2 separate regions of the Homo sapiens genome follow, and region 2 is linked to region 1. A link is an interaction called in ENCODE POLR2A ChIA-PET data of the cell type or tissue named here. Cell type or tissue: HepG2. All regions are shown on one strand.

Region 1 (2,500 bases):
AGAAAAGGGCTGTCTGACCACTGTGGCCGTGGAGTTCACGTGGGGAGCCAATGGTGAATTGGCCCATGAACTCTGGAGCTGGACTGCCTGGGTTTGAATCCAGCTCTGCCACTAACCCCTGGGTGGACTTGGGCAAGAGAATTGATGCCTCCAAGCCTCAATTTCCTCATCTATAAAATGGAGACAATGGTGACTGATCTCATTCATAGGAAGCTCTTAATACCAGGGAGAGATCACTTAGCACAGTCTCTGGCTCCGGTTAGGCTTGGGTTTGGGGATTTCCAGGGGAGCCTGGCATTCCAGCTTTCTTAGCCGGATCCCTCACTGTACTTCCTCAATGTCCATGAATCAGCCAGCACTGATGGACGACGTTTGCCGTAACGGGCACCATGACACACTGTGCTGTTCCCGAGCACCCCCTCAATGCTTGCTCTGGGAATGGGCAGACAAGGCTGTGCCCACACCCGCGGCCTCTCTCTGAATCACCACAAATCCCCACAAGCTGCTATTATTAGCTTGTCTTACTGAGGAGGAAATGGAGGCTCAGAGAGGGGAGTGGCTTGCCCAAGGTCATACAGCTGGTGAGCAGCAGGGTCAGTCTCTGATCCAGGTGTGCACGGTGCTGGGGCAGCCTCCTGTTAGACTGATGAGGAGGCCTCCCGGGACACCACCCCTGGGGCAAGAGTGGCACTTGGCTCCCTGGAAAGCAGAGACAGACCTCCCCCGTCCTCCGGTCTGTCCTCAGGCCCACTGCATGGTGGGATAAGACCTGTGGTTAGGACACCAGCCTTCACTGAGGGCAGCCTTAGGGCTGAGCCCTGCCCAGGCCTCAGGGGGACAGAAACCAGGCAAGAGGGGGAGGTCATAGCTGTTCCTTCCTCCTTCCTCGAAGCTCCTACAAATCTCCTGGCAGGAATCCAGGGCCAACCAGTAAGCTCTTACCCTGGCCTATCGATGGTGGCCCCAGGGCAAAGGTCGCATCCCTTCTCCCCCACTCCCAAACTCAACTTCAATCAAAACTAAAAGTAAAACAAAAGTCCCACAGATTACCTTATTACGCCTAATCTTGTTTCTCTTCATTTTTTAGATATTTTTTTCTGGGAATCTGTTACTTTTACAATACACATAAAAAGCACATTTTTAAAATGAGAGAGTAAAAGCACCCATAATTCCGTCTGCCAGGAGCACCCAGTGGGCCGTGTGGGTGAGATCCACACCGGGATTTTCCTCCCTCCCCTGTGCTCCTCGCCTCTCTGAGCTGAGCTCAGCTTGCAGATGCCAGTCAATGTCCTGTTGCTGTTTAACCTGTCATTGCAACATCAGCCCCTTTCCCAGCAAACAGGGCGTTGGCAGGTATGCAGGGCCCTCCCTCCGGACAAGTCTGAGGACCCTGATCTGTGCTGCGACCTATTTATAGGGCCACGTGCATCCGTGTTCTTGTACATTGGGAATGATGATGAGTCCTCAGTGGCATCACTAATGCACAAAGAGATGGAACCAAGGCCCAGAGACATGAAGGGACTGGTCCCAGGTCACACAGCTGAAAGCAGCTGGGTCTCCCGACCTCTGTGCCCTCCTCTGCCTGTTCTGCTGTTTGAGTCTTTAAGTCCCTATCTTGGGGAGAGTCAGTCATTCAATCACTCCTTCCCTCCCTCCCTCTTTCCTCTCCTCTCTCCTTCCTCCACTCCTTCATCCCATTTGACAAAATAGTCAATGACAGGCCTGTGCTGGGCTCCAGGATCTAACATAAGACAGATCCCTCACTGGCCTTGGAGGACTAATTAAAGAATCCCTCACATGCCTGTACACTGGAAGGATGAAGGATCTCCAGCCGTGCTATGAATGCAAATGATGGGGCAACCTGAACCTGGCAGGCAGCCTTCCAGGCAGAGGGAATTGCAGACACCGATGCCTTGAAGCTGGCAGAGGCAGAGCATGCTGGAGGCCAGTGTGGAGGAGCACAGCGTGCGAGGAGGGGTTCAGGGGCCAGACCCTGCAGGGCCAAGGGCCATGGCCAGGGCACTGGCCTTGACCTCAAGGGCCATGGGGAACCAAGGACAATTGATCACAGGAGTGGTGACATCAGATTTGTACTTTATTTCATTTTGAGATGGAGTCTCACTCTGTCGCCCAGGCTGGAGTGCAGTGGTGCAATCTTGGCTCACCACAACCTCCGCCTCCCAGGTTCAAGCAATTCTCCTGCCTCAGCCTCCTCCTGAGTAGCTGGGATTACAGGCGTGCACCACCATGCCTGGCTAATTTTTGTATTTTTAGTAGAGACGGGGTTTCACCATATTGGCCAGGCTGGTCTCAAACTCTTGACCTCAGGCCCCCCTCGGCCTCTCAAAGTGCTGGGATTATAGGCGTGAGCCACCACGCCTGGCCGGGGTTTGTATTTTAGAGTCTCCTTCTGGCAACTGTGATGTGAGGGGCATAGAATGGACATGGGGTGACCAGAGAGGTGGGCGCCATTGTCCCGGCAGGAAGGGCTGGCTCATGT
Region 2 (2,500 bases), 50 kb after region 1:
CTCCCACTAGGGAGATGCCAAACACACCAATGGCCCTTTTCAAATAATTCTCATCCCAAATCCTCTTCCTTTACCTCTTAACTCCTGACTCTTTTCATACCCTTAAAGTGGGTGAGGGGGGTTGAGGATGACAGGTTTTTGACCACTCTGTTGTAAATGCTGCAGATGGTCTAGCCATGTGGTCTCTATTACTCCTTCCAGCAGACATCTATTTTAATCTTGTTACATGTGTTTATAAATACCTGCATTCATTATTTAACATAGTAACAGCCACCACTGAGTCCCTAATTTGTACCAAAGCACTAGGCCCTTTTTACAAACATCTCAGTTATTAACAAGTATGTTGGTAACTACTTTCTTTCCTAAGAATTTGTATAGTGAGTATTTTAAAATCTATGGAGTACATTATTCAGGTACTGAGTTTATTAAGATTCTCAGTAGGAAGAAATATTCTGAAAACCTAGTCACAGGACTTCAGAGGTTACGTAATCAACCCTACTCATTTCCTGTAAGAAGCAGCTGAGGTCCCCAAGGGCTGAGTGACTTGCCCAAGGTCATCATAGTGAGAGGAGATGAGAAGATATGAGTTTTCACTCATCACAGCTGCCTCTTATTCACAAAAAATACTAGATAAATGGCCTGCTAATTTTAATATTTATCAAACCAATGGTAGAAATGAATTTTTAATGCAAAATAACTATTTGAGTCTAAAAAAAGTGAACACACTGGGCTTTCAACACTACATAAAGCTGTATGAATCCCAACCTACTGTACAGGAGAATGGATTCTTAATTGAATCTGTGCCTCAGAGTGGAAGCATGATTTTTAAATGGAAAATCCTACAGAGGTAGCAGTGAGCGATGAGCTTTAGCCAGATGAATTATTCCAGGAGAAAGTAAAAGAGGAAACCATGCTAGCAAATGGCTTTTTCTTAAAGATCCCAAATAAACCAAATATGAATTTTGTGCAGTGAACTACTGTGTTTACTCCCATCTTCCCGGTCGTGGCACTGTCTCCTGTGCCCCGATCTTTAGACTATGGTCTCCAGGGTTTCCTATGTATACACAGCACAATGGTGATACTATTCATTTCTCTAACAAATAGTACTGCGTGCCCAGGATATACCATCCAGAGTTCTCAGACTTCAGTCCCATATGCTTCTTATGCAGCACAACAATCGTAGCTTTTAGGGCTCGCAGAAAACCTAGAGATAATTTAGTCCAATACTACATTTTGCAGGTAAGAAAGCTGAGGCTGGCTGTGGTGGCTCATGCCTACAATCCTAGCACTTTGGGAGGTCAAGGCGGGAGGATTGCTTGAGCCCAAGAATTCGAGACAAGCCTAGACAACATAGTGAGTCCCTATCTCTAAAAAAAGTCAAGAAAAGAAAAAAATTGGCCAGGCGTGGGTAGATGCCTGTAGTCCTAGCTCCTTGAGAGGCTGAGATAGGAGGATAGCTTGAGACGAGGAGATTGAGGCTGCAGTGAGCTAAGGTTGCACCAGCCTGGGCAAGAGTTAGATCCTGTCTCAAAAAGAAAAAAAAAAAAAAAAAAAAAAAAAAGAAAGAAAAAACTGAGGCCCAGAGAGGAAAATACCTTGCCCAGGAAGGTGACACAGAGAGTTAATGGCTCTAGTCACAAAGGATAAGCATTTTGACAGATTCATGGACTCTTGGGTAGCTCCATCTTCAGCTCTGAAGACCTCAAAGTCATTTTGTAGCCTGAAGTGCTAATTAAACCAGAAGAATCATGGACTTACTATTTATAGGGAGGAGTGAAGAAATTAGACCATGAAATCTGGGGACACAGAAGGAGATCTTGTCTCTTGAGATTCACATGTAACATCCAACTTTCATATTTTAACAGAACTTGGGTAATGCAGTCTCAATTTTCCTAATACTGGACTTATCTGGGTTGCAGTCTTGATGAACCACACCTACTACAGAGGTTTTTGCACCATAAGATAACCCCACTTCTTCTGGCAGATGCTGCCATTACCCAGTGGACAGGTTTATGATCCTTCCAAACATATCACTTGCTTCAAAAGGACCTAATTCAAAATCATTTTTGTTATTTTGAGAGCTTTAACCAGCAATACACAGTCAATATGCTTTCACTCCATGTACAAGTGAAAAGGACAAAGCAAAGCCATGACTGTTTTTAAGAGACATACCACTTGGGTTCGCAATTATCTCACATTTTTCGTCTTTTTACTGTTCAGCGTGGCTTTCCGTGTACTGCCAAAATCAAATCGCTCTCAGGAGGCCTACTGGTGTGAACAAAGGCGCTAAAATCAAAGAACTTCCAAGTTTTAATCTGTCAGAGATTGGCTGTGAAGTATGGGGGAAGAGTCATTTAATCTCTCTCCATCAGTTCCCACTTCTGTACAATGAGGGTAAAACTATGGCGGCACCTCTCATGGGTACTGTGTGGACTGCCTAATTAAAGCTAATTAAGCCCCTGGAAAGAACCAGAAAATACTACGTAAATGCTGAGTATTT

What was found. Peaks named below come from ENCODE experiments on the same cell type or tissue, not always from the same donor. Only the 100,000 strongest peaks of a DNase experiment are listed, where the experiment ranks them.
Region 2: POLR2A ChIA-PET joins it to region 1 with 17 read pairs; 10 of 35 experiments call an interaction of 5 or more read pairs at or near these places.

The regions. Positions count from the first base shown.
Region 1 is chr20:38,142,316-38,144,815 of GRCh38, reverse strand. All of the region lies in intron 6 of TGM2 (transglutaminase 2), which reads left to right. Among named protein-coding and RNA genes, the nearest start is that of TGM2, 22 kb to the left of the region's middle. RefSeq lists enhancers at 1,243-1,911, 1,912-2,500. In HepG2, no CTCF peak of the experiment used is centred here; DNase peaks (open chromatin) are centred at 565, 915 and 1,315; H3K4me3 peaks cover 715 bases.
Region 2 is chr20:38,092,514-38,095,013 of GRCh38, reverse strand. No RefSeq gene overlaps it. Among named protein-coding and RNA genes, the nearest start is that of RPRD1B, 60 kb to the right of the region's middle. RefSeq lists a silencer at 1,813-2,107. In HepG2, no CTCF peak of the experiment used is centred here; DNase peaks (open chromatin) are centred at 513 and 1,073.